Linked DNA regions of Homo sapiens: all the other regions are linked to region 6. The links are chromatin loops, found by intact Hi-C in ENCODE. Cell type or tissue: mammary epithelial cell. All regions are shown on one strand.

Region 1 (5,000 bases), 230 kb after region 6:
ACTTTCTGGTTTCCTCCTTCCCTTTTTCTCCAGGCTGCACTTTCCCCTCCCTCACAGTATCTCTGGAACAATCAGATTCAAGAAGGAGGTAACTGACAGGCAGGGCCTTTTCTATTTTATTCAGGCAACTCAGTGGGTGGTGGTGTCAAGGCCCCCCATGGGGTTACTGTACATGAAACAAGTCCATAAAACAAACGGTCAAACTCGGGTCGGGGCTGTTGCTAGTAAAGGGAGTTCCCGTTGTCTTAAATCACCCTGGATTGTTTACTGCAAAAGGCAGTGGTTAATCTGAAACACAGACAGAAATAACTGCAGCCTTGTGCCTCTGCATGTCTTGGCTGAGCCCAACTTTTGCATTCTAAGCACTGGAAGTACCAAGTGGCCAGGATGGCTGGAAGCCAAAAAGTAATGTTTCCTTTTGCTGTTGTTGAGAAAGGCATTCAGGAAAACAATTGAGCACAATAAGGGCCTTCCTGTTCCGGCAAGCAGGCAGCCGTGTGAACCACCCAGTAAACGTGGAGTGAGTCATCCTGGTGCACTGTAAGCTTCCTTCGCCTTTGTCAATAAGTTCGCTCAGAGGCAGCTGTGGGGAGCATGCAGAACACAGCCCCAGCAGGCTGCAATACTGCGGATTGCTCCCCTAGATTAGCATTTCCGAAATCTATTTCTCCCATCTCTCCAGGCACCACAGATTTCCCCCCAACAAAGTCAGCGTTTACACAGGGAAATGTCACAAACACATTTGTTTGGGAAAGGCATGGGCCATGCATCTCCCTCCAGCTGGGAAGTCGGTTCTGCAAGGGAAGTCTCACTGAGGCTTGCTCTTAAAACATTCAAAATGCCTAAATTTCATGGGATTTTCATTATGTGGTGTACACAAACTATGTTGACTAACATGCACTTGATTAATTGTAGCTGCCCATAAGGGGCAAATCACAATGATTGAGTTCAAATGAAACCAGCTATGTACAAAATTGATTAGAATGAGACAGGAAAGAGATAACACCTTAAAATGTGTTTTGACCTTTAATATTTCAGGCAGTGAGACTGAAATACTACGTTGTACTGAGATGTCCTGGGTCACTGAGAAGGACCTGGAGAGATGTAGGATGGTCAATGATTCCTTGATAGTGGTAAAGATGGAGCATGCTCTCTCTCTTTTCCTTTCCCTTTCTCTCAGTCTCTCTCCCTTTCTTTTTGCCTCTCTCCCCTACTTCTAGGGTATTCCATTTTGCCATGAATGGGTCTAAACTCTAAAAGATCTTTCAGAGCATGATCCAGTAGAGATGGCAGACTTGACATCATTCTTCATAACCATTCTTCATAACCTGTTCCAGGACCCCACCTACAATGGTGCTTAAACCAGAGTTAGAATGACTGACATTAAGTTTTAAGCATCCATTTTGCCTGCTCAAAAAGAGTTGCCACTAGCCATTCATGTTTTATTACAGCGAGACAATCTATTTAGGTAAGAGACAGTATGCTGGTATAGTATTTTGGGACAACTGTGAGTTTTGAGTCAAATGACACTGTTTGGGCCTGAACTGTTCTGTTTTCTAGATTTACCACCTGGAGAAGTCATCTGACTTCACTGTGCCTCAGTTTCCTCATCTTAGAATGGGGATAATAATAATGCCTGCCTCACAGAATTGCTATGAGGATTAAATGAGATGACCTAGCTAATTTTACTTAGTCTTACCCAGTGCCCAATAAATGTAATTAGTAGTACTACTACCACTACTACCATCACTACTACTACAAACACTAATAAACTAAATAGCCATTGAACTCATTATTTTAATTGAAGGTCTAATAAACCAGGCTTGGCTGAGCTAAAAGCATATTGTCACCCCTTAAAAACGTATAGCCTCTCTCTTCTGCCAAACTGAAACTAGGCTTCTTAGAGGAAGATGTTTTTGATAAAGGATGAAGGTGATTTGTCAGTTGAAGAGTAGTATCATTTTGCAATCATAGTAGAAAATATTTCAAAAACATGCAAGGTTATAGGAGAGTAAAGCTACCAGATTTCTCCAAAAAATTGTTGATCGTTGCAATTGATACATAGTTACTAAAAATTCACATTTAAAACACATTTAAGTTTCAACTAAACAAATCAGGTGAAGCAAACGAAAACATTAATTTGTATTACACTAAAATATCTGCCAGATTTGTGCACTAACTGGATTAGGCTTATAATTAGAGGAAATTCCAGGCTATGTATTCCTTCACTCAGTATGAAGCTATCTAAAAAACAAATACACTTGAAAATCCATTTTTACAAGTCAGGTGGCAGCCGCTTGCACATCTCAATCAGTCAATAAGAAAACATTTTAAACTGAGCTACTCTGAAGAAGCTCAGACATTCTTTAAGTTAAGACACATCTCATTTCCCAGCCACAATCTGCATCCCTAAGACAGATGCAGTTTTGATCCCAGCAGTTCCATGAAAGAAACACTTCCACAAAGTCAAGAAAACCCAAAGTTCAGCAAGATTTTGGCAGTGTGGCCAGAAATTTAAAAATAATTCTGGTTAATATACCCAAAGTTTTTACCAGTGGTCTTGGTGAGCATGGTCCATTTTCAGCTCAGTCAGATCTTTGGGAAACTGAACCACAGAAATAACATTGATCCTGAGTAACTCAGACACATCCCGTGGTTTTGTGCTTCAAAGGTAGCCACAAATTCTTAAGATATGATTCATAGTCATCAAAATCTATGAATCTCCTGTGAAATTGTTCTTTCACTTCCACTAAACAGCTCTGTAATTCTTCAAATCTGTGACGCCATTGAGGTCAAGGAAGTTCAACAGTAAATTATGAATGCAGTAGGAAATGAGAGTAGTTATTAACTGCTCGACCAGTTGGCCAGTTAGAACCTGCGTTTCCTTGAACAAGGAAAAGAGAGAAGTCAGGGTTCATGGAAGAGCTACTGAAACAGATATTCAAAGCCCACGGACTTATGTCATCCAGGATTCTATGCCAAAATTTGAAAATCCTATCAAACAACCTAAGTCTATACATATGCCAGTCAGGAGAATTTAGGAGCTAGGCTACATCAGAAAAAATTCTAGGGGGAAGAAACCTATTGATTCTGCCAGAAGAAATACTCTATTAATTCTTTACTCCAAAGCTGGGAACCATAAAAATGCTCAGGGAACCTATATAAGGAATGCCACTCCAGGCATTCCTTATCAGTTAGCTTTTACTATATAAGAAACCACTACAAAACATAGTTGCTTAAAATGGTAGCCATTTATTTAGCTCACAGTTCTTCAGGTTGGTTATAGAACTGTGATCTCTGATCCTCTGGACAGTTCTTCTGGTTTTAGCTGGATTTGTAAATAGGTCTGTGGTTGGCTGCTAAGCCAGTTGAGGTAGGCTGGTCTAGAAGAGTATCAGCTACAATGGCTAGTCTTTATTCCACAAAATCTTTCATCCTCCATAGGTTAGCCAGGGCTTGTTCATAAATTATCTGAGCAGTGTTCCAAAAGGGAGCAAGAAAGGTAGGTGCAAGGCCTCTTGGAATCTATGTTCAAAACTAGCACACTGCCATTTCCACCGCATTCCATTGCCAAAGCAAGTTACAGAGTCAGCCTAGATTCAAGAAGTGGGGAAATCACTTCCACCTATTGATAAGAGGAGTTTCAGAGTCAAATCCAGGCATAAAAAATTGTGGCCACTTTTGCAATCCACCAAAACCCTCTCTCCCACATGCTCCTTAATGCCCCACTAGCTAAACCAACAAGACAGATCATAGTCAGCACTGACTGAGTGCAGCATTTCTGTTTAAGACAAATCAGAGCAACAGCAAGAATGCCTGATGTTCCTTCATGGCAGCCTTCCCACTATTGGGTACTCTCAAGATGGGAGATAATCCTATTTGCCTGAGTAGTAGATAGCTACTACTTCCCAGAGTAGTAGACAGCTGTCCCAAGTAACTGACTGTAGTAAAGCTCAGCTTTATGTCTCTGGGCAAATAACTGGGAGTGGAGGCATGAAGGAAAGCGTAGTTGGAATACCCTGAGCTGAGAGAGCCAGAGGAAAAACACAGGTATCCTGATAAATGAGTACTCGTGCTCCTCTGGGAAACTGGGATTTTCTTTTATGCTTGGTGTAAACTAAAACTACTGTGATAGTTCATTTTACGTGCCAACTTGACTGGGCCATGACATACCTAGATATCTGGTCTAACATTATCCTCAGCATATCAGTGAGGGTGTCTTGGGATGACTTTAACATCTAAAGCAGTGTGCCCTCCCTAACATGTATGGGGCTCATCCAATCCATCGAAGACTTGAATAGAACAAAAGATTAACTCCCCCAAATACCAGGGAACTCCTCTTGCCAGATTGCCTTTGAACTGGGACATTGGTTACTTCCTGCCTTTTGACTCAAAGTGAAGCATCAGCTCTTTCTGGGTCTGAAGCCTGCCAGCCTTCAGACTGGAATCACACCATTGTCTCTTCTGGATCTCCAGCTGCTTGCCAACTTACAGATCTTGGGATTTGGCATTCTCCATAATCATGAGCCAATTCCTTACAATAAATACACACACACACACACACACACACACAACATCCTACTGATTCTGTTTCTCTGAAGAACTCTAATACAACTACTTATTTGGATATTGTGCCAGGCAAAAGGGCAAAGGAATATTTGATGCCTGGTAAAGGTAAATGGCTGGTTTGTACTCAGGTTTGCCATCCCTTGTTTCTTTCCCTGTTAGCAAATAATCCCAGTCGTCCTGGGAAGAATATAAAACTTGAACTAATAACTCTCTAGTGTTGCTGTTGGTCTTGTTATACTATTGTCACTACAGTTGCCCCTTTTTGTTTGTTTTGGCTGTTTGTGCTTTGTTTTGCTTTTGCCTAAAATGGTTAAACACCTCGAGTTCAACTGTGAGATGTGCACCTGTGCTATCTATCAACAAACACTCTCAATGTGGAACTTCTCTGGGAATCTTCCAGAAATCCAGTCCACAAGATCCAGTGTGCAAAG
Region 2 (5,000 bases), 140 kb after region 6:
CCCATTGCATTGGTTGAGAACAAGGAAGCAGGAAACAAAATCTTATGCAATTGAGGGTCCTCCTCAGAGATGGCTCTTAGGCTCCTGGGGGCAGGCACAGACCAAGACCTAGAAGTGCAAGAATATCACCTGTCCATGCACCAATTGAAGTATCTGCAGCATCTCAACTCTTCAGTGGTTGAGTTACAGAGACACTTGCTGTGAGGTCGCTTCCCCTTGGCTGTAAGACTTCCCTGGGTCCATATCTGAGCCTCTCAAGAACACACAAGAAATCTAAGAGTAGGAGTGAAAAAAACTACTCAAGACTATTTCTGACCCATGTCTAAACATTTCTACTCAAAGCATCCCCTGTCATGGGCAAGGCCTTATATACTAGGAAAATTGTCATGTCTATGAGTTATACCCAGGAAGGAAGAAATAGGTCTCCTCAACTCTCAGATGATCTAACTCATCTGAGGTTTTAATCATGTCTTCCCCACCCCTTGTCTGAACTAGCTATGGGCCCCTTCTCAAAAGTCTCCCTGAATCTAAACTTTCTTCCTTAAATTTGACTCTCTCCTCCTACCATGCTGATAGAATCTTTATCTAAAAAAGATAAGGTAAATAGAGGAAGACAAGTTGTTCTCTCTCACTTCATTGGTGTTGTATGTGCATATCTTCATGTTTAAAGCTTAAAAACGCTAACTGAGAACCAGCCATGGCAGTGTGCATCTATAGTCCCCAGCTACTGGGGAGGCTGAAGTGGGGAAGGATTGCTTGAGCCTGGGAATATGGGGCTGGAGTGAGCTATGATCACACCACTGCACTCCAGCCTGGGCAACAGAGCAGGACCTCATCTTTATAATTAAAAAAAAAAAAAAAAAGAAGTCTGAGCTCAGGAGTTCGGGACCAGCCTGGGCAACACGATGAAACCCTGTCTCTTCTAAAATACAAAAAAGTTAACTGCGCATGGCAGTGTGCGCCTGTAATTCCAGCTACTTGGGAGGCTGAGGCAGGAGAATCGCTTGAACCTGGGAAGTGGAGGTTGCAGTGAGCTGAGATCAAGCCACCGTACTTCAGCCTGAGTGACAGAGTGAGACTCTATCTCAAAAAAAAAAAAAAAAGAAAAAGGAAAAAAAATTTGCCATTGATTTGTTTCTTTCATTCTTCTGTAACAATTCTCATGAGGCATCTCTTGACATTTATTGGTTATTATCCCAAACTATCATCCAACTGCATAATAAAATGATGAGAGTGCCTGCCTTTGACAACGGGTGGTTCATTTTTTTGTTTTTTCAAATTTATTTTAGATTCAGGGGATACATGTGCAGGTTTGTTACCTGGGAATATTGTATGATGCTGAGGTTTGGGGTACAAATGATCCTGTCACCCAAGTACCGAACATAGTACCCCAATAGTTATTCATAGTTTTTTTCATCTCTTGCTCCACTCCTACCTTCCCTCTAGTGGTCCCTGGTGTCTATCATTGCCATCTTTATGTCCATGAGTACCTAATGTTTAGCTCCCACCTGTGAGACCATGTGGTATTAGATTTTCTGTTCCTGCGTTAAACAATGGGTAGTTCCAGCAAAGTGTGTATATCATGCAATCCTGCTTTGCACTTACATTTCAGACTTTCCCATTTAAGGCTTATAGGTCTTCCTGAAATACAGATGAATGCAATGCATGTCATGTTTTTCAGCCTCTTCATGAGCCCACAATCTGATGGCCTTTTGTTCATAAGAGTGCCTGATAACTAAGTTGACTTTTAATTCTCTGCATCTTTCAGTAGTGACTGGGTTACTGTCCTATCAGAAAAGATTAGAGGCTTCTCCAGTCTCCTTAATTATACGGCAATAAAACATTAAGGTTTGAGATACATTATTTTCAATAAATAAGAGGACAGCTTGTTGACAATACTCAACCAAGTGTGCAAATGGTAGAAATAAATATAATGGACTCCTTTTTCAATACACAATTTCTCTGGAATTATTAATGAACATTGTATTGGTCTGCTACGGCTGTCATAAAATACCACAGACTGGGTGGCTTACACAACAGAAGTTCATTTCTCATAGTGCTGAAGGCTGGGAGTTCAAGGGTTGGTTTCTCCTTGGCTTGCAGATGGCAACTTCTTGCTCTGTTCTCACATGGCCTTTTCTCTGTGTGAGTAGAGGCTTTCTTCTCTTCTCCATCTTCCTCTTCTTCCCTTTCTTCTTCTTTGGACACTAGTCCCATTGAATTGAGGCCCTATCCTTTGATCCCATTGAAACTTAATTGCCTCTTTAAAGGTCCAATTTCCAAAAACAGTCACATTGGAGGTTAGGGCTTCAACAGAGGTATTTGTGTTATGGATACAAGTCAGTCCATGCACAGTCCTATTATATAAACCTGTGACTCTTCATGATAAGTAGAACCTAAAATGTAAATAACATGACGTTCTTGCTCTTACTACACTGCATAAGAACACAATGTTTAAACTTTGTTTTTCTAGCCAAATGCTAACGCTGGGTTGCTCCCCTTTCACCAACATGGATGCTGACTCAGCGCCCAGGTGTGTGCATTGCTCATGCTGATCCACAATGCAGCCTTGAAGGAATGAGACAGAGAGCTATCAGCTAGGGATGTGGGCGCACCTGACTATAATCCAAAAGGTGAGTGATCCCATGTGTCCAAATCTCTGCCATGCACCTCCTCCCACCCACCAGTGACAGTTCTGCCCTCTGACAAGGAGCAGTCCCTGTATTCAGACATTAAAAGCTCGCATTTGCCCCAAAGCTTATGAGGCATGAAACCTATTTTACCACTTTTCTCAAGGATGTTTGACATTTTGATGATTAGGAGTGTCGTCTCTTGGATTTTGCTCATTACAAAGATCAAATAACATAAGCAATTATGACAATTAGAGGTGAAAGATTTCTACTGGAAAAAAAACCCTCTTAGAAAATAACATAGTTGAATCCAAAATGATAAGATTCCTTATCTGGCAGATTTGAACCCAGAATGGATCCAGAAAATCATTAGATCTTGAAGGAATTTAAATAAAAACTAAACTGAGAAAGTTATTAGCTTCTGTTATTTAACTACCTTTTTTTTCTAAAGCATCCTGGTACACCGAAATAATAGAAAATTAAAGTAAAATAAATGCATCGGTGAAGAAACTGACTCTTATTTTAATGCTGATGCTACTACCTAAGAGGCAATATTTATCTAGGAAAGTCATTAATACAACACCGACAATTCCCTGTAGAATTACCTTTTGTGAAATTTGTAAACTTTTGTGTTTTTTCTTATGGTTTTATTGGAACCAAAGACACTATACACATGCGCTCATGCGTGCGCACACACACGTGCGCGCACACACACACACACACACAGTATGGGGAAGATACTGAAGGCACAGATTGGTGAATCTATCTTTATATAAAGAGCATGTTAATTTACAACTTAAGTACGCAGTCAATTGCTTGGCTTCCTAGCAAATTTAATATCTACCATGAGTTTCAACCCTAAGGCTAGCCAACTTCACCCTTCACAATTAGGTACTTGGAATTTATTTCCTCTGTGGATAAAGAACAAAGAAAAATACAGCCAAAGGGTGTTTTTGTTGTTGTTATTCAGTTGTATGTATTTTTAATGATCTCTGTGGTAATATAATTATGGTTTTCAGCCTTCTGGTTGAATCAATTGAAAGGAATTACTTTTTGGTTATACAAGATGATGAAATGCTGAGGAAAATGGCCTAAGTTATAGAAAGAGAAAAATACCACAAAAAAAAGAGACTTGGCATGAATATGGGTATCAGCCTGTGTAATTTTTTTAATGTGGAGAGAAAATGATGGACATTTAGACATTAGTCTACAAGTATTTCTTGTGCCCAAGCACAAGAGAAGAATTCTCTCATGTGCCCACCAAAAATTGATATAATTCAAGCATTGTATGCTCTACGTAGAATTTTAATTTAAATGTTTCAAGTTGCCATACATATACAGGAAAAGACAACTTATAAACCCTGGACTTATAAACAGTAGTCTCTCATAAACAGCCTCATCTGAATCCCGTCTCCCTCCTCAGAGCACACATAAAGGGGTGTTGCCGCTGCTCCCATGAGAAAAGAATCTGAAGAAATATGGAGATTTTAAGGAATTATGAGGTTTAGAACATAAAGAGAAAGTGAGAAAATGGGAAAAATCAGGAACAGAATAATGTGCTCCCCTGGCCCTAGACTCCCAGATGGGACGAGCTCCCCTCTATTGGTTCCTGATATTTATTTTAAAAATAAGTAAATAAATAACAAAGAGGGAGGATAACAAAGTTCTGTGTTAGAAAGGAAAAAGCCTGGTGTCTCTTCCTCTTCTTATAGGGACAACAGTCCTATTGAACTAGAGCCCCACCTTTGTGACCTAATTTAACTTTACCTCTTTAAAGGTAATTACACTTTCTCTAAATATAGTTGCATTGGGGGTTAGGGCTTCAACATATAAATTTGGAGAGGGTACAATTTAGGCCATAACAGACGGGTTAGAAGGAACCTGAAAAATTAATTTGAACTACAGTGACTCGGGTTAATAATAGTGTATTGTATATTTCAAAATTGCTAAAAGAGATTTTAAACATTCTCACCACAAAAAAATAAGTATATAAGTTGATAGATGTGTTAATTAACTTGATTTTAATCATCCCACAATGTAAACATATATCAAAACGTCACATTTTTCCCCATGAATGTATATAATTATTATTTGTCAATTAAAACTAAAATTTTATCAGAAAAGAGCTTTTTGAGGAAATCACACAAGCAGAGAAACAACTTCTCTCTATAAAGTTTCTTGGTGTGAAATCACCTGATGTGTGATCCAAACTGGGACTAATAACAAAGGACAGAAGAGAGGCAGCATAGGATGAATCAGGAATATGTGGAGCATGGGAAGGAATCAAGGGTTCAGATGACTGCAAGCATGACATGTAGCAATAGTGTGGTATGGCTGCTAAAAAACAAACAAACAAAAAACTTCCAATCT
Region 3 (5,000 bases), 310 kb before region 6:
TCTTACTAGTCATACTGATAGAAAGTAGAACATATCAGTCTTAGTTACTGATTCTCATCTTCTCATCTTCTGTAGTTATGTTTCCAAGTTAGTTGTTCAATAAATTATTATTGAATGAATGAATGCATTAAAGTTTTAAGGCCCATAAATGGTGAAAAGATCCATCAAGATCATTTGTCATGATTCTATAGATTCTTCAATAGAATAGTAGGGCTAGTGCTACTACTGATTCTGTGTACCTTCCTTGTTGTTAGACAAATATTATTTCATTTGACATTAAAACAGCCTTAAAATGTAAATATCAAATCTCCACCTCACAGGTAAGGCAGCTGAAGTTTGAAGAAGTTAAATAACTTATCAAAAGTTTGGACAGAACCTACAATCAAAACCACGTCCTTTTGATGCCGAAGTTCATTTTCTTCCATGCTACACAGTCTTACATCAAGACAGCGTGTTGGCTGATATCAGACAGAGAAGACTAAAATCCACAAGGGGAAATTTATGGAGGTATGAGAAAAATATTACAGAATGTATTGTATATGGATTTGTCTTTCAAAAGATGTGTCTCCTAGTTTTCCTTCCAAGCAAATGTCAAGCCCAATGATATTAGCAATATTCCACATTACTTACTAACATTTTTTTACTAATGTCAATTTATTACAAAGGTAAAGCCAAAGTATGAGGTCATTGCAGTTCAGTTCATAAAATACAATTAAGCAAGCTATTCGTAGGTTTGAAGTACAGGATTAACAAAAAAATGCATATGAAATATTTTACCAATGATAAATTAACAAGAAGGCCAGTTTAATTTGATATAGCTCAAGTGCAATAAAACAAAGTCAAAAATCGTTACATCCTTAGTCATAAACCATAGTATGTAAACTATAATGCATAAGCCATATATGCTCAGATCAGATGAATTTGGAAAGTGAGGGAAAATAAGCAGCCTAGACAACTGTTGAAAACCATGCAAAGCTACCAATGGAATTCTATGATCAAGCTAGGAATTCGCTGGGCCTGGAGAAGTTAAGTAGCAATGCTGCAGGAGGGATGGAATAGACTGGCACAAGCACATCTTATCTGTTCTTCCTGAATTGAGCTTTGTATACTATCAGATTCCACTATACTAGAATGTCTTATATTTGGACTATGTAGAGTACATTGAGCTGAGGGCAATAACAAGTATGAAACACAGCAGGATTTTGAAAAAGATTAATATGTCAGCTTAAGGTAGCAACCTGATCCACTTATTACCTCCATTAAATAGCTATAATTGATTATTCATCATTTCAAAACTTATCTCCAAAAAATAATAGCATGCTTACCCTATCACACCTGGACTTTGAGTGCATTCTACTCTATTTAAAAACATTGTTTTGAATTCTTTTTATGTCACAATCACTTCACAAAATCTAAAAGAAGTCAGAGATACTACCAGGGGCAAAACACACTTGCCCCCTGCTTCTCATTTGTCCTATTTAGACTGGATCCATATTTTTGTCTTGTTTAGTAGTAAAAATAAAAGTAAAAGGGGGTGCTTAGAAATCATAGATTGTATTCCAAAACAAACAAGCAAAAACAAACAAACATAAAGCCAGACCCTAACTCTCAATTTCATCAAAAAGTAGCAGAACTCTCTTTCATGGCAAGAACAGTGCAAGCTTGTCCTTTGGAAATTCTTCTGAATCAACAAAAGTACGTGTGACTGAATCGTGTGGCCAAGATGGAATGCTGTGGCAATACAAATTACAGAGAAGATGCACGGCTTTTCATCTGCTGCCCTCACCCGCAGATGTCTGTGGGATGAAAGTAGTAGTCACTGCCAGCCACCCCAGTCCTGCTGTTCTGACACCCTGTAATCGTTTGCTGTATTCATTACCTCCCTCATCATCCACTAAGCCTCCTCTTAGGGGTACTTTATGGTACACATTTCACTTTAAAAAATTAAGTCACATCACGATTAATTTTGCCTCGAGGATTTCACAACATCCTTTGAGCTCACAGTAACCCTGAGGATATTGTGCAATTGGAGTTGGGACTCTCTTGCCTAAGTTATAACTTTGTGAAAGAAAGTGGGTGAAAGTGGGGGAGTTGTTCTTGCTTAAGACAATTGAGTGGATATTAAGCAAATACACAGGGGTAGGTTTAAAAGTGACTGGCAAATCTGGTAAAACTTTATACATCTCGAGTTATCATTTTTAATGTTCTCACCTTCTTACAGTATTTTTACAGGCAGTATGCTTTTGCTTGTCCTAAGTAAAATAGCACGCTTTTTTTCTGTTTTTCTCTGGGGCATGTCTTCTGTATGCTAATCTGACTCATCATTGTTAATTTAAAATATTATAAATAAGCAAATACATGACTCAATAAATGTGATGAGTAAGGAGAAACTGGTGTTTGCCTAGCCAGCTCAGACCTACATTTTAATTAAAAAGCATGTCTCATACACCATCAATATGTTTTCAAGTGACCTGTCATGACCAGTTCTAATCACAAGCATGCCATTCACTCTTTCATAATAAATTGGCAGATTATGCTAATAAAAGAAAGGGAAGCTATCAATTTTACGGGTGCCAGACAAGCTATGCCATTGATTTTATAATTTATGACATGCACTTGCAAAATAAAGGTGGCTAAGGAAAGAGTTTCATAAACAGGATAAAATGCTACAGGAGAATAATCAATTAGATTAGTCGACAAATAAGTGGATAAAAACGTTATGAAAATGTTATGCTTTCCTAATGGTCAAACATTCAGGGATTCAGTGTCATATTATATCTGTAAAATCCCACAACAAAAAGGTCTGTGTTAATGGCAGCTATATGTCAATTTTTAAGATTGGCTAATTGGTATTTTTAAAAGTATTTGGCTGGAAAATCACAAAGATTCAGTTGATTGGGACTCAAAAATTCTTTGTTCAAGAGAAAAAGAAGTCATAATACAGGTTGCTATTGATTACACCAATAAAATGTTAAAAATTACTATATGGCACAGTGTTTTGTGACTTTACGGCCTTTGTCTATGGAAAAACCATTTAGGTTAGTTCACATTTTTATAGAAAATGAGAGTTTGCAATGGAAATAGGAACTTGGGAGCTCACAGAAAAATCAGGGGTAGACTTGGGATCAGATAAGACATTCTACCTAAATAAGCATGGTTAAATACACATTATGTCTTACATTTCAAGCCAAAACTAGTTGTTTGCTTTTGATTAAAAGATTAGATTTTGTTCTGAAGTCCAGTTTCAATATTTTAGTTTTGTCATTAAATTGTTTCTAAATTGAAAAACTTTTGATAAAACTAGAAAAAATAAGTATACTTATGCTATGTTATTTATTAATATGAACAAAAATCAATTTGTCTAAGCTTTGCTCATCTAAAAATATATATGTATAGCAGACAAAGCAATGCAAATTAAACATTTTAAATCTTATACTTGCATTCAACAATCTTTATCTTGTGTAGCGTTAACGCACATACACATACATATGTATATGCACACACACACATATTCCTAATACCTAAACACAAGTCAATGTTCATCCAAAGAGTAACAGATCATCGATTACTTCTAGAAATTTCCTGATACCTTTATTATACTGATGTTTATCATATTGGATAAATGCTTGTCTTATGGAACTCACAGCACTTTGCATCCAATCATCATGTATTTGGCCACCGTTTCAACAGGGTGAAAATTTAAATGTATTATTGATTACAAATGGTCTTATTTAGGTAATTTCAAGAATATTAAATGTTATGTTGCCCCAAATTGTTATATCTCAGTTAATGGTGAAGTGATATGACTTTGAATGCTATGTAATGGCTCCATAATATTTTTTTTGTAAATATAATCTCTAGATCAATTATTAAAATCAGCTAATAATTGGTTGTTTTCAGGTAAAATTGATAGTTTTTAAAACATTCAAAATAAGTCCATTTGAAAGTCATTCAATTTTGTTAAGAAATCTTTTGCTGAATATTTGTGAAATATGGATATTAAATAACTTTTGCAACCATAGTATCCACTCATGTTGCAGGTTATTCTTTCTTGTTGTGGTTTTAATCTCCCCACAAAACTAAAAAAAAAAAAAAAAAAAAAAAAAATTAGCTACAGATTTGAAGTGATATTTATTTTGCATATGCAAACTATGGGACTCAGCTGATGGATAAGGATGTGTATGCAGTGTTGTTCTATCCATCATCAAATTCACTTCTCAACTTTTTTTAATAAGCAAAATAATAGTTTTAAATAAAATACAAGTTGATGATACACTGTCTGGAACAATTACCAACTAGATTTGTGTCCCCAGTAGTAGCCCCTCATTGGTTCCACTGGTTTCCTGTAATTATTCTGGATCAAAGGACTTTTCATGAAAGAATCATTATTAAGTGTTTTACAAAAGCATTTTTCCTGTTTAGGGTTAGTTCCTCAAAATTCATCTTGGCCGCACAACTCTAACGCTGTCTTGTGTTTGAACACTTTAAACAACCCCCTCCAGATTCGTCTAGAGCCTGAAATTAGGTTTATTTTTCTCTCTTTTTTTTCGACCTTTAAAAAAATAAGTAATATTACTAACTGGTCTGAAATATGATCCTTTAAAAACTATGTGGCATTAACAGAATTCTGCAGTGCAAAAGTACAAAGAAGACTAAAAGAATAAGGGCAAAGGAGAGCAATCATTTGCTTCAGCCTTGCATTATGTTGAACTTTGGTGGAATGGATCCAAGATGGAATTAAATCCAAATGTTTCCTGGTTTCTTCCATCTTAATAGCCTCATATTTCCTTCCATTTCATCTCATCCACAGTGTTCACATTTAAAATTGTCATCTTTGAAAACATTGAACATATTTATGGCTTGTCTGCTTCCTGATATATATTCTGATCTATCATATTGTTATAATTGCTAGACAACAAAAGAGATTTCAGATTTATATATAATATGGAAATTTAAATTAGGGAGGAAATGTGACTACATCATGCCAACTTCAAAATAAA
Region 4 (5,000 bases), 360 kb after region 6:
TGTTTCATACACCTAAGAGAGAAAAATAAAGCTAAAGAAAAAATTGTGGAAGGCCTCCTATAGTCCCCAGTTGGCTTCTCAAATTTCCTTACCATTCACTTAAATGGCTGTCTCACTGAAGAACACTGATGGTACAAATGAGACACATTATCCACAAACACACCACCCCTGAAAAAGAGGTGATTTCCAACAGGATGCATGTGTTAATTTCCACAGTGTGCACTGGTTAAAGCTTACTCTATAGTGTGGGGAGGGGTGGGATGTTTCTGAGAGCTGACCTTAGGATGTAGGAACTAGCAGGTGCCTTGCATTCCCACACACATTTTATTTTTAAAAAGGCGGAAGGAAGAGGAGCATAATTCAGTCTAGAGATGGTTCCAAAAACTTAGGCTGGTCGATCAGGAGGGTTTGTCTTAGGGTTTGTTAAAACTCGAAAATGCCCCCTTGAAGCAAGAAAAGTTAATGTCAGGCCTGAATCAAACAATGTTTTCCTTCCAGGCCCCAGTCTGTCCATAAAGAATGTCTGATCCAAAGGCTAGAAATGGACAGAACAGGCTATTCTCATGCTTTATCATGACCCTGTCAACAGCTTCTTCGGAAAGAATCCTCATTGCAACTGACCCATTAAAGAGTATCAGTCATTTTCTCCACAACATTCCTATGTTTAGAGCTGCAAAGGAGGTTAGAATAATTTAGAACAAAATCCTCAAGTTACTGATGAAGAAATAGGTCCAGAGAAATTAAGTGACTTGCCCAAGGTCACTCTGCTAGTGAAGGGCACAGGCTGTGTTGGAGCCCAAGATCTCTGGCTCCCAAGAACTGCTTTTTCCATTGCATCATTTAAGATAGCACAAAGCTATTTTCCTGGAATTGTGATTTAAAAAAAAAAAAAAGGTGGCATGCCCTTTGGATCCCAAGTCTCTTCCTGTAGGGCAATGCTGGAGATAGTATTTATTGAGGGGGAACTCAGAGAAATGACTACAATATATGCAACATTTTATGGATTTATTTTTACTATAAAAAGATACCTAAACAATTGCAAACATTAAGCAAATTATTAGCTGCTCAAACTTTTCTGGAACAACAGAGAAACTCTCTCCCACTGCTCAGTAGCAGTTTTGGGTCATAACATTTGCACCTGCTTGGTACGTTTCCACCTGTGATGTTTCACTTGGCCCCTCAGAAAAAGCGCTGCCCTGGGATCTTATGATTCAGTGATGCAAGAGGGATGTTGGCTGGTGAGAAATGCTTATTTGAGAGGGAAGGAGGAGGAGGAGAAAATACTCCCATAGCACTTTTCTTTCTTATTTTCCTTATTTTAGAAAGGCCAAATCTGAACACATTTTCCATCCCATGTAGTAATATATCTCACATAATTTTGGTTACTGGAGGGTACACAACACAAATCTAGCAAGCTTTCAAAATCGATGTGCCCAGCCTAAATTGACGGGCTGTCACTGGGACTGTCAATGATGGAAAAATGAATCTGTGTCTGAGAACGCCACAGCATTTCCTCCAAGCCTTTAAGGAACACACTACCCAAACCCTTGTCACACCGGGTTCTCAGGATCTGCAAGCTGCAGTCCCGTCTTTCATTTCGCTGTGAGCTCCCTCACAGCCCAGGAGGATGCGTTTTCCCAGCTCTTACCTAGCTCTGGTGCTTTGCAGTAAAGTGTATGGAGCCTAGGGCACTTTCAAGCCAAAGGAATTCCCCCTCCCCCCATGACCCAAAACGATGGCATCCGCAGCACTCGCAGGTCTCTCTCCCTCCCTTGGTTGAGGGGGGCGGGCAGGAATCGCGGGCCAACCCCACCTGGCCCGCAGGCCCGCAGCCACGTGCGGGACTCCCTCCTGCTCGCGGATCTCGAGACCGGAAGACGAAGGAACGTGGCCTCGTAGTAAACCGTAGTAAAGAGAGAAGGGAAACAAAATGGGGCTCGTCACATGGTTACGGCCTGGATTTTTCTCAATTAAAAATAAGAGCAAGTGTGTGTTTCCGGCCCCCGTCCGTGGGCTGGTTGGACTTTTTCATTCTTAGGATTCTGATCCAAATGCAAGAATACAGCTGAGGGCACAACGTCCTCAGTCGGCGGGCGCGGTGCAGAGGGGGCCTGCGGCTCGGCCTGCGGGCACCCGCGGGAAAGAGGTGCCAGGCAGGGTGGCAGAAAGCGGCCCAGGGACGCCCGCCCGCCACCACCGCCAGGGGACCCGCGGAGAGCCCCGCCCCGCGCCCGCCGCGGCTCAGCCGTTTCACATGCTGATTGGCTGTGGTGGGGGCCAATCAGCGCCCAACCGCCCCGCCCGCCCGGGACCCAGAGCCGCGCGGCTGTGCCCGAGGGCGGGGCCTCGCCCGCCAGCGCCGACCACGCGGCCCGGGAAGGGGCCCCACCGCCCTGGATGACCCGAGACGGGCGGGGGCGGGAGACCCGAGGGCGGTCTGGCTGCAGATTCCCCCACCCCGGGCGAAAGGGGGCTCGGAAGAGGGAGGAGAAGGAATGCAGGAAGCGGAGGTGACCCGGAAAAGGGAAAGTGCCAGGGCCGAGAGGGTTTGCGCCAGCCAAAAAGGCCACAGGGCTGGGGAAAGGGGAGGGAGGGGAGGCAACCTTGGAGGTACGGAATCCTTGACATCACAAAAAAGGAAACTGAATGAAAAAGAAATGGAAAGAGTCTTTTTCTGTTTTTTTTCTTTTTCTTTTTTCTTTTAAAGGGGGAGGGCATAACAAAGAATGACAAAAACAAAAAAACTGAACCCAAAAGGCATGGCTGGGGTCTGTGTCTTTGTCAGCTGCAGTTTCAAAACTAAAAGATAAATTTGATGCCAGGTAAAGGTGGCAGGGCTGCTATGACCGAGTCTGAGAGGCTCTTTTTGCCCTGCTTCTTGGGCTCTCAATTTACTCTCTGCAGAGAGTGGGCCACAAGTACTGCGAAATTCTGAAAAGGAGCAAAAGAAAAAAAGGATAATGTCAGGAACATGAAATAAGAGGTGGAAACAAAGGGATGGCAGGGGATAGTACTAGAAAACGAGCAAGCCAGAACTAAGAGGCTATGCAAGAGAAAGGGCAGGCAGAAAAGGTCACTGGACTACAGGTAAAGCAGACAGGCTTCCAACAAGTAGAGCTCCTGAGCTCAGTGCTTCACAAGTGTTCTCCTCTTAACAGACAATGAAAAATTTTAAACAAGCCGAGATGTTTCAACAGAGCCCACGCCTCATCATACCTCTATTCCTTTCACCGAGTCTCAGGTTTTACCTGAGAAATGAGGAAAAGAAGCAAAGACAGCAATTGCTGAGGAAGTGAGGAAAATAATGTTTGCACACACATTCGGAGCAGAAGCTGTTTGCCACTCACAGGTCTGACTTCTGTCTGTTTCAGATAGCTATAGAATAACATCTTTGGACTCAACAGGGCACAGGCAAGCAAGCAGAATTGAGGATGTAAATGTGCCAGGTAGCATTTGGTGCCTCACTTTAAACACCAACACAAACATCTCAAATACGCATTGTAGAATTTTCCTGGCACTGTGCAAAGCATGGTCGATTGTTACTCCAGAATTATTAGAAATAGGATTATATGATTATTCCAGAATATTTTATTTTCCCAAAGAAGGTTAAGGATAGAATTTTGTAGAGTTTTTGTTTTTTTAATGCATCCAACACATAGGAGAATTTTATTTTAAAGCCCTTTTTAAAAATGAAAATTCTAGTTGGTCATCAATTCTCTTCAGAGCAAACATCATTTATTCTACTCTATAAAAAGAAACCTAAACAAATTAAGATGACAAGTAAGAAAAACTTATTCTCTTTATCTCCTTTAAAACCAAAATTTTAGTTCTGCTGGGCTGGTTTTCTTCAAATTCTCATTATTTTACCAATGAGGCACTTTATAATACAAATGCTTAAAGTGTTGAGGGATTCTGACTCCCAAAAACATCATTTGATATAACAAGATTTGTACTACTGATGTTGATATACACAATTAAATCTTTCTTCTAGTGAATGATGAAAATAAATGTTGAAGTAAATACTGATCAAATAAATGCTTTTTGTAACATATCACCCAAAATCTTCATTTGAGTGTTCATATACCTTTTTCTTGTTCTATAAAATAGAGAATTATATGGATCAAATATTGGAAACAGAATTAAGAAGACTATGAACACATGATAAATAAATACCTGTCAATAGGAAACCAGGGCACAGATTAATTTCTTATGAATGGACACAAATTAAGAAAAATCAGTGCTTTTAAAAGCTCATTCTGTGGAGCATAGATAAAATTCACAAGATAATCAGTTTGTCAGAGTAAAGTGTTTCCAAATGCTGGAAACTTCTGCATTGCCAACTCATCACATTATTTGCAAACTGTACTCTCTTCTACCCACAATTATGACCACCAGAAAACAGGATCAACAGAACGAAGGGCAGGCTAATTTCCTATTACAAATGTTTTTCATTTTTAATACGGCATTAGCCACAGAAGACCTAAAGCCAACTTTCAGCATTTACTGTGGTGTCTACTTTTGAACTTAAAGGCACACAGCAAATAACCCTAAAAGTGGAGGGTATACAGTTTAGCCCTTCTACTCAATGCAAAACAAAACAAATTAAGGCATGTTCCTGACTTAGTATGCATTCTTCTCAACAAATAAAAGTAATTTTACAGAAGATATATAGTAGCCCCCAAATGATATCTGTAATGTCTCAGTGCAAGAAGAGATAACTATAAGGCAGACATCCTAGGATGAACTCCCATAACTCTTAATAATGGGTCCCAGACACATACAGAGTTTCCTGCATATCCTGTACAAGAGAGGCCAGGCCCGTGGGATGGTGGGTCGGTGTGTGAATAATATTTCACAAATCCTGGTACATGAACAAAAGGAGAACGTCACCCATAATTACTTTCTTGAGAGATCACAAAATAGATAGGTACTTCTCTCTAAATACATATTTCTAAAAAGCTCTTACTCCTGATCTTTTTAGGGCAGGATGAATAGAAATC
Region 5 (5,000 bases), 220 kb before region 6:
GAAGTCATAGTGTATACTAGTATATAAAAGACTCTAAGTCATGCTGAGGAGAAAAAAACATATTTGACTTTGTTTAATATAGAATTTCCCAGAGATTCATTGGCCCTAGAACACTTTGTTGGGGATAGGTCTACCAGTCACCTCTGGAGAAGTTCCAAGTCATAGTCTTTGGGAAATGCTGCCTATGATTAGCATAGGAGGGAAACAATCACTATTGCTGAGGCCCTCTCAGGAATTAAGTGAAGCTGACTGATTTGTTTTTAAGTTCTTATACATAAACATTTTTATTCAAATAAAGTTAAGGTCCCATTTCATGGAGTTCCGTTATTTAGCAAACAAAAATAGGCAAACCAAGAAAAAAAAATTAAATGAAAGCTAGTGATACTGTGGTAAATGTAAGACATGTACGGAGTTAATCATGGTAGGAAAAAAAAACTACTAAAATGTCTAATATTTCAGGGAGAATAATACTGCTCCCTAATTGTCCACAAATATTCTGCATTCATATCCTCCACTGCATTTTCTATTCTTCCAATTTTCAGGGGAAGATCGACAGGTTTGACTACATAAAAAGTACAATTTCTCCATGATGAAATGCATTTTAAATAAAGTCAAATGACAATATGGGGAATCATTTGCAACATGTTTGAAAGATAAAGGCCTAATACCTTTAGTATGAAAATATACTTTTATAAATCAGTTTGTAAAAATATAAACCCAGATTAGAAAGAAAAACGGCCTACAAATATAAATATTCAATCCACACAGGAAAATATAAGTATCCTATAAACACAAGGCAAAATTTCAAACTCACTAGTAATTAAATATAACATTTTTAAGATGAGATATTAATTTTAGTCCATCAGATTGCCAATGATGACAAAGAAGAATTATGTCTAGTGTGGGTAAAGATCTATATTTTCTCATTTGTCTCTAAACATGTGTTCTTTATATATATATACACACACACACACATATACATATATGTGTGTATTCATATAGCTTTTTAAATATGTGAATATTATAAAACGTAAACACCAGCAAAATCTATAAATGTTTATAGGAAATTAGAACTAATGAATTAGCACCTTTGACATTAAAAAGTGATTTTTTTGCATTCAGATAACCTGTCCATCCATATGAAAAAAAAAAAAAAGATTGTTGAATACAAGAGCAAGAACTGTAAATTTTCCAGTGAATTTTGTTTGCTTATGGAGCCAAGGTCAATGGGAGTAAAGTGATTAAAAACCATGCCCAGGAAATGATTCTTCTGTTCAATATGCACTAAGGGAGCATAATAGTGGATTTAAATTCACCTATATCTTTATATTTATTTCAGTACCAGACTTTTCTGACTACCATGGCTTTTCAATGAATTTTAAAATTTCCTTCAACATTCATATTTTTCAGATGTTTCTGTATAATCAGATATTTTCTTTTCCACATCAACTTTAGAATCTGTTGATCACATTCTAGAAAATAAACAAAATATCTTTAGATTTTCATTAGGATTGACTTAACATAGATTCATTAAAAAATTTGACATCTTTGGAAAACCGACTGTCCATATTTTAAGTCTTATTTTATGTACTTCAAGAAAATATTTATAGTTTTATTCACGAAGGTGTCATGTGTTTCTTGCTCTTCTTAGAACATTTTATTTTTGTTTCCAATATATTTCAATGGATTATTGTCAAAATAAAAATAGTTTTGTAAATTAATTTTTAAATGGCTTATTTTTGCTGAACTCTGAGTAGTTCTAACACCCCTCCCTCCACCTGGTTGTCTTGGGATCTATAGACATAGAATCAAAAAATAAAATACTGACAATTGTACCTTATTTTTTTCTGTCCTTATACCACTTCCTTTTTTTATTCTTTTTTAATGGACTGGTGAGCTTTTGAAGAATGATGTTAAAAAACGATGATGAGAGTAAATTCACATTTTGTTCTTTATTTTATAATAATCCTTCTAGTGTGATGTAAGACATTAGTTGAATTTTATTAGTTTTATCCTATTAAGAAAAATAGACCACTTTAATAAGTTTCAACTGAAATGGTTATGAAATTTTATCAAATTTCTTTATTGAGTTACATATTTTTCTTCTTCATCCTATTAATATGATGAGTTATGTAAGTAGATAAGCAGATTTCCTAATAGTAAAACATTTTTGCATTCTTGAATGAACTTTACATAATCATATTTTATGCTATTTCAGTGTAATACTGTATTATAATTTCTACAGGTATATTAATATTAGAATATATGTTCCTTGCATTGTTTATACAGCACTGTGTTTAAATGCCCAGAATGTTGTATGGAATACTAAATGATTTTTTTTTTTAATGATGCTTATAATGAAACTTCGGGACATTGAAAGATTTACCCTGGTAAGATCATAAATTGGCAGTAGCATCTTTTTCTATCGGCAAGTTCCTATAAGTCTTGGTTCATGCCTTTGCTCTCTGACCACACATTTCAGATGGAGTCTCTGTAATACAAATTAATCATGTATTTAGGATAATGCGAGATCTCCTAGATATCAATGAACTATTCAATTGATACTGATCTTTTCCTTCCCAAATTATCTTGGAAGCTGCCAGCAATAAATTTAAAGGAGAACACAGTGGAGCTATTGCTCAATATAGACACATATAAACATTTTTTACAAACTATTCTGAACAATGAAGAAAAGAAAGTTGGCAGACAACCAAGGCATTGTGTTCCAGAGCCAAGAATGTGATTCTGGAACTTTTCCATTGTGAATTTCACTTCAGAGTAATTTGTACTATTTGGAAAGCAGACCATAAAACTCTATGTGGGAACAGGTTATTTGAGGTAATTCCTCTGTCAAATGAGAACAATATTAATAATCTTAGGCCCATAGGAGGTCATGTATTACTAGTTATTAAGGCTAATACAAAAGTAAAAGGTTGTTTCACATTTCTGTGTATTTGTGTATATTGTATATGTGTACATACGTGTTTATATATGTGTATATTATATATATATATAATAATGTGTTATATGATTCAGTGACATAAAGACACTTTATGTAATCTTAAAATATCCTGCTAATAATATGCTAATGGTGTGGGTAAAGAATAAATAACAACTCCTCCTTATCTTAGAAATATATTTTTAATAGGCATATTGACTGTTCATATTCAGATTCTACTGCAGAAAAGCCCTGCCTACAAAAGATGAAATGAAGAGAGTTTAAATGAGAGACAAGATTTTAAATAAGGAAATTTACAATTGTATCTATCTGAAATTGCATTTTGTCACTGTGGATTCTTGGGACCTAATAGTTTTTTATTGAGTAGTAGGTGTTCTCATTTCTAATCATGTCTTTTAGCTGCATTTTGAAGGTTGAGGTGAGGTTAAAATGTGGGCTGGCAACTATAAACAAGTTGGGTGACAATAAGTGCAGGCTTCTGCCAAAGCTGCTTTCAGCAAAATTGTAAAGCAAGTAAGTTTGTCTCTACTCAGTGTCTGTCTCCTTCTGTGTCCTTGAACCTCTTCTGTGGCACCATCACCTGCACCTGCACTTCAAGTGGTTAAGTTCTCTCCCTGAACCTTTTACTGTCTTATCAAAACCACCCAGATTCTTCATTCAGAAGATGAGGATGCAGTCCAATTTAATGAGGCTACCTCCTAGGCAAGCAACACCTGAAGTTGCTATTAATCATGGTCACACTCTGCAGTAACAATGGTGCTATCTCTGCAAAGTAAATACACTCATTGTTGTGTTTTTTGTTTTTGCAAAACAAGAAAAAGGATGCTCTTGCATTTTAACAGGACTTGAAACCATACATTAAAAAAGGGTAACTTAAGTGAAGAAAACAGAGGGTCAACCCGACATGTAGACATGTTTCTGAAGAGGCAGGAGTAGAGAGAGTTTGGGAGAGGGGCAGGAATCAGAACCTTCTAGAATCTTTCAAAACCCATCACATGTTAATGACTTTACCTGCCTATTTTCAAGAGTTTAGATCTATATTGTCTGTTTTCTTTAGTTTTCTCAAGTGTGATAAAGATATAGGTGTCTCAAGAACAAAATGATAACTATAGCTCCAGCTAAACCTCAAAAAATCGATAGGAATTTTTTTTCTATCTCCTGGGTAGAATTGGTTAACATTTCTGAGTATCCCAGAAACAAATCTTCTACTCATGATTAGGATGAGAAAGCTAATATATATTTGTTGCTTTATTTAATACAGAAAATGGCCAAATATTTCATATCAGTTCTTTGTATTTTCTTGAAGAGACAATTACATTTTTCTAACATTTTGACAATTTTGCCACTCTTGAGAAGATTGAAAAACATAACAAAAAACAATGTATTGAAATTATATAATCAAAATGTTTCAGCCCCAAAAGGTACAATATTTCATCTATCTTTTCTCCCCAATAAAGTGGGGGCAAATATTCTTCCCACTAGTAGAGTAGCAGAAATTATTAACAAGTACAGAATGTGGAACGTGGAAAGGATTTCTTGTAAAGAAACAGTAGATTCAAGCTAGCATCGGGGGTAAGAAGAGGGAGGACATTATAAGAGGCTTAATTTTAACAGGCTTAGATGGGAACTGTGAGAATAGTTTTCAAAGGCTAGTTAGGACTAGTTTTGGGGAAAGTTGATTACCAGTCCAGCTGAAAGATTGTGAGAAAGAAATTCATAATAAAACTGAAAATAAAAAATATCACAAGCTATAAAAAATCAAATTAAGAATTCCAAATATTTTCAAACGTAAGTATTACCCAAATAACATATTATTCATAAATTGATACTTGGGGTTATACCACGAACAAATTTGATGTTTCATCTGAAACCACAGCATATTTCTGTAGCATTCATCTTAATTCCCAGTCTCTCTTACAGCCCCATTTTCTATTTTCATCTTTATTTGATCAATCTGGCATTTGTCTGGCCTGTCATTTTAAATGGATAAATACTACAGACATCTGTGATTGGCTTAAGAATAGTGAGAAAGAAGGACTCA
Region 6 (5,000 bases):
AATTAGTTTTAATAGTAGCACATAACTGTAAATCATTCAATGGCTGGTCACAAGTTTAATCTGTTTTCCAGTTTTTCTGTTGTTTTGTTTTACAGAGCTTTGGGTACATCTGAATTATTGCCAAAATGACCATGGTTTTAAATTACACACACACACACACACACACACACACACACACACACACACACTTGAATTGAAACAAACATCAACAGATCTTACTCCCAGAAACGTGATAGACCGAGTGAGAGAGAGAGAGAGATTGAGACAGAGAGATTGAGAGAGAGAGAGAGAGAGAGATTGAGAGAGAGAAAGTACAAAGACACACTCCTGGCACTCTGTGTTTAAATAGTTTCTCCTCAACCCTCTTTTCTCAAGTGCTAGGAATATTATTTTGGAATGCTTCTGCAGGACTCCAGAGATTATTGCTGCCATATTTCAAAATCACACCTAGAATTACAATCTCTATTCCAAGCGGAGTGTGAGCCTGAGCCCTAGGAAATGCTTTGTTCTTGACATTAGTAATAGAAACCCCATTAATAAACACCTAACATGGAAGTAGTTGCAGATTTGAAAGAACTAAATACAATGCTGCACCCGTTTTCTCCCTTTAAATCCCTCCCTGTGAGTCATGTCCAAGCCAACTGTTCTTACCCACCTCAGTCACCTCTAGACATGCTTAATCCCAACCTACAATATTGAACATTCCTGACTCCCGCATGCCAGTCACCCTCTAATCTTTTAAATCTGTCCCCCTACTCCCCTTTTCTACATTCCTGGGACTTATCAAACTTTTGTAATTCAGGATTAGTTTGCATATTTGCCGTGGGTCACCCTGGGATACACAAAGCTATCCTAGAACTCAGGGTCTTTGTGGTCCCTGAAGCTGGAGGTAGGTGACATAGAAACCCAGATACTGGGACACTGTCAAGTGTCCTAAATGCTGAATTTAGGCTGCCAAATTTAGCAAATAAAAATATAGGACATCCAATTAAATTTGAACTTCAGATAAACAATATCTTTTGTATAAGTGGGTCCCATGCGAGGTTTGGGCCATAGTTATACCAAAAGGTATTTGTTGCTTATCTGATGTTCAAATTTAATTGGATGTCTTGTATTTTATCTGGCAACCTTAGCTGTATGTGAACATGGGCAGGAAGATGTCAAAGCTTAATTATCAATTATATCCCAGAAGGGTACCTCAATGTAGATGTACGGGGTGATAAAAATCCATGATTTGCCCCAATGTATAGAAAAAAAGAGCCCACAGCAGAGACAGCAAAACCAGGCATCGCTGCCCTTCCACTATCCAATGCCCATGGCCAACATCCTTTATCAATGAAGACACCCTTTCTGGCTTCAACACAGCCACTCAGGCTTCCATTACTAATCAATCAGACTTGGCTTGTGAGATGAAACCTTTTAGCTCTCCCTGGCCTAGACAGGACTAACAGTGTGGAAATATGTAAAATTACCCAGGCTTGGTTCCCAGGCAAATCTCAATGGGTTTTTTTTTTTTGCCTTCTCCAAAAATCAGAAAATAAATTAAAAAAAGAAAAAAGAACTAAAAAACTATTGCCTTAAAAAAGCTGTGGAATTTCAGAGTCATCACTAGATAGCTCAGTTGGGGCCTTGATAATTAATGATTCTATAGAAGTGATTCTTAGAGTATGGATTATAGTCCATGTGGGGCCTCCTGATAATGTGCATTCTTTGGTTCTTCCTACTATCATTTTTCAATGCATTCAAAGGTTACACATTGGCCACCTTCTAAATGAATGATTGTTACTTAATGTTATTTAATGTTGTATGCAATCTCAGAGATTGCTAAGAACTCTGATTCAGGGTCCTACATTACCATGTAATGCTGGTGAGGTTGCACAATTCTAATTGAGCACAACTTGTGGAATTCCTGTTGTTTTCAGGAAGCACACGTGATTATCAGTGTGGTCTTAACTTGGTCGTGGTTTCCAAATGTCTTCTACTTAGGAATTACTTTTGGCTTAACTTCTTCATTTACATTGGACTTTGTTGTGGATTGTTTGGTTAACCCAAGTGTGTAGTGATATATGTTTCCATCAATGGCATTTGAAGACCGTAATTTTGCAATCACTAGCCTTTAAGGCATGTATACATTGTGATTCGAATAGGAGTCATCTCTACCACTTTGCTAAGGCAAACCACAAAAATCTGCTTATACAGTGACACGTTCCCTCTTATTATTCTATTCTTTTCCCTCTGTAGAGCAGGAATGCATAGGATAAGTGGTCTGTGAAGTCTTCTGCCTTCTCAGTCTGCACTATGGTCACAAAAAATAATTCAAGAAATACTTTTCTAGAGCCATGATATTCAACCTTGATCAGGTAATATTAAATGTTAACACATTTAATGCATTTGTTGATATCACATGACCAAACTTTTCTCATATCCAGAAATATTTCGTCTCAAAAAACATTGATTTTTTGACACATGTAATTTTAACCAAGAGCATGTCACTTATTTTTTTAACTTTTAAGCTGAGCATGATTGACTCTTTCCAATTCTTTTTCCATGAATATTTGTCTCCTTTTCTTTTACTTTTGATTATGCTTACTGGCACTCAGTTGCTAGCAATCGAGCAGTGGCAAAAGCCAGACCTTTAAAAAAATCTGTAGGAAAAAATATCTTTAGACAGACAAATGGTTTTCCATTTAATTTAATTTTCCTGCAAACTGGGAAAATATTTCCAGTATTCCATTTTACTGTCATGTCACTTTGGTTCTTTAGGTGCTTAAACCACATATTATGAACTATTAGAGAATTATGAAATTGATGTAGTGAGTCTTGGCTGGTATTCTTTTCTTAAAGATAGAATAGAGAATACATCACATATATTTTGCCTCCTGAAAAGTTTGTTTCAGTTGTGTGTGTGTGTGTGTGTGTGTCTCCTAGGACACAATGTAAAATGTGTTTCTTGCCATGTAGGAGGGTGTTGGTTAAAAGTTTGAAAAACATTGCTGTAGAGAAAAGTTCCTCAATCATTAATATGTATAAAATTACAGGGGAACCTTGTTAAAATGCAGTTTCAGACTTCTACTTATCTATCAATCCATGGGATAGGGTCTTATATTCTTCATTTCAATAAAACTCCTAAGTGATTCTGATGCTGCTATTCCAAAGGATCACACTTTGAGTAGTGAGGGCCAAGAGGAAGAGCTATAGCCACAAGCAGAGGATGACTAACCCTCTGGAGGAATGGCAAATGAAACTCTAGACCCTGAATATCCTGCTCAGGATACCACAGCCGCAAGAGGCATCTTCAGCTACAGCGTCTGACTAAGGCAGTTCTTTCCAGCAGGCTTACCTTCCCTTCTCTATGGTAATCTCAGCACTTCGGGGGGCCAAGGCAGGCTGATCGCTTGAGTCCAGGAGTTTGGGACCAGACTAGGCAACATGGTGAAGCCTAGTCTCTACAAAAAATACAAAAAAAAAAAATTAGCTGGGCATGGTGGCACACATTTGTAGTCCCAGCTACTTGGGAGGCTGAGGTGGGAAGATTGCTTGAGCCTCGCCTGGGAGGTCGAGGCTGCAGGGAGCCGTGATTGCACCACTGCACTCCCTCCTAGGTGACAGAGCCAGAAAAAACTTTCCTAACTACTCCTTTCCTATGTGAGTCAGTCTGGGCTGCTATGACAAAGTAGCATAGTCTGAGTGGCTTACAAACAACAGAAATGTATTTCTCATAGTTCTGGAGGCTAGAAGTCCAAGATCAGGATGCTAGCTTGGTGGTTCCAGTGAGAGCCCTCTTTGAAGTTGCAAATGGTCAGCTTGTCATTGTACTCTCACTTGGAGGAGAGTAGGCAAGAGAGTCTCTTTTATAAGGGTGCTAATCCCATTTATGAGGGCTCCACCCTCCATTAAATTACCTTCTAAAGGCCTTATCTCTAAATATTATCACATTGGGGGGTTTGGATTTAACATATAAATTTGGTGGGGGACACAAACATTCAGGCCATAATACTTGCCCTACATATGAACAAACACACACACACACACACACACACACGCCTGGTTCGATTAGAGCAATGGTTTCCAATCCTGGCTACATAACAGCAACATCATCACGCATGGCTTTTTAAAAATACTAATTAAAAATATTGATGCCTGAACCCCACTCTTCCCTTAGAGAGTTCATTGGACCAAAAGGGATCTGGAGCATGTGTGTATGTGTGCGTCTGCATGCATATCTCTGTGTGTGTGTGTGTGTGTGTGTGTGTGTGTGTGTGTGTGTGTTTCCCCAGGGATGGCTCTGTTCCTTGGTAAAACAGAATTTCAAGTTCCCATATTAATTATTAACCATCTCCATGGAGTTTGCCTCATGCCCTGGAACTTTAAATATACCTAACACTCTGGGATTTTCAGTGTTAGTCAATTATATTTCTATTTTATTTCTTTCATCTTAGGTTGTATTTGTCCTTCAAATAATTTTCCAACTAAACAACAATGCCCTTGTCAGTGAATGATTGATTTGCCTCTGAACAAAACTGCTATATGTCTCCTTTAACGGCTGCCCTACAAATGTCTGGCCCTTGGATATGATATTTTTAGTGTTTCTAAAGCAAACCTCAAGCATTTGGCTATACCTGAGTCAAGTACAAAGATAGTCTGGAAGTGGTATAATTATTATAGACATTGTTAAGTAATAGCTGAAGAACAATTACAAATGCAATGTGGTATGTCAGACACTCTAAGCATATTTTCTCCGTTGCTAATATAGTCCACCCAAGAAACTGCATTTCTATACCCTGTTTATCTGTTATTATTAGAAAATCATGTGCTTTATATCACATTACTTTCCAGGTAACTGAGGCTTCCCCTCTTATATGTATTTCATTAAATAGATGTGCAATGCTTTTTTAAAAAACGTGTATATTTCAATTTTAATCATTTTAGATTAAATATGTCTAAGCCATATTACCTACATCTTTGTTTTATTAAACATGGAATTTTAAACTTAATTTACC

The links. A loop is a pair of places that touch in the nucleus more often than their neighbours do. Peaks named below come from ENCODE experiments on the same cell type or tissue, not always from the same donor. Only the 100,000 strongest peaks of a DNase experiment are listed, where the experiment ranks them.
Region 1: it touches region 6 in a loop (10-fold over the local background); 9 of 110 quality-filtered maps call a loop at or near these places.
Region 2: a loop joins it to region 6, with 1.9 times the contacts of the local background. A loop is called at or near these places in 2 of 110 quality-filtered maps.
Region 3: it touches region 6 in a loop (6-fold over the local background); 6 of 110 quality-filtered maps call a loop at or near these places.
Region 4: a loop joins it to region 6, with 13 times the contacts of the local background. A loop is called at or near these places in 19 of 110 quality-filtered maps.
Region 5: it touches region 6 in a loop (4-fold over the local background); 3 of 110 quality-filtered maps call a loop at or near these places.

Annotation. Positions count from the first base shown.
Region 1 is chr2:226,649,849-226,654,848 of GRCh38, forward strand. No RefSeq gene overlaps it. Among named protein-coding and RNA genes, the nearest start is that of MIR5702, 6.4 kb to the right of the region's middle. RefSeq lists enhancers at 1-264, 265-1,178, 266-395, 285-579 and a silencer at 536-625. In mammary epithelial cell, no CTCF peak of the experiment used is centred here; DNase peaks (open chromatin) are centred at 433 and 2,753; H3K4me3 peaks cover 156 bases; H3K27ac peaks cover 3,504 bases.
Region 2 is chr2:226,562,323-226,567,322 of GRCh38, forward strand. No RefSeq gene overlaps it. Among named protein-coding and RNA genes, the nearest start is that of MIR5702, 94 kb to the right of the region's middle. In mammary epithelial cell, no CTCF peak of the experiment used is centred here; a DNase peak (open chromatin) is centred at 2,529; H3K27ac peaks cover 1,336 bases.
Region 3 is chr2:226,116,819-226,121,818 of GRCh38, forward strand. No RefSeq gene overlaps it. Among named protein-coding and RNA genes, the nearest start is that of MIR5702, 540 kb to the right of the region's middle. In mammary epithelial cell, no CTCF peak of the experiment used is centred here; DNase peaks (open chromatin) are centred at 1,903 and 2,373; H3K27ac peaks cover 3,678 bases.
Region 4 is chr2:226,789,455-226,794,454 of GRCh38, forward strand. All of the region lies in intron 1 of IRS1 (insulin receptor substrate 1), which reads right to left. Among named protein-coding and RNA genes, the nearest start is that of IRS1, 7.9 kb to the right of the region's middle. RefSeq lists a silencer at 1,945-2,634. In mammary epithelial cell, a CTCF peak has its summit at 2,208; DNase peaks (open chromatin) are centred at 1,947, 2,377 and 3,227; H3K4me3 peaks cover 3,440 bases; H3K27ac peaks cover 3,499 bases.
Region 5 is chr2:226,208,921-226,213,920 of GRCh38, forward strand. No RefSeq gene overlaps it. Among named protein-coding and RNA genes, the nearest start is that of MIR5702, 450 kb to the right of the region's middle. In mammary epithelial cell, no CTCF peak of the experiment used is centred here; a DNase peak (open chromatin) is centred at 2,711; H3K27ac peaks cover 323 bases.
Region 6 is chr2:226,424,481-226,429,480 of GRCh38, forward strand. No RefSeq gene overlaps it. Among named protein-coding and RNA genes, the nearest start is that of MIR5702, 230 kb to the right of the region's middle. In mammary epithelial cell, no CTCF peak of the experiment used is centred here; DNase peaks (open chromatin) are centred at 2,031, 3,241 and 3,631; H3K27ac peaks cover 3,282 bases.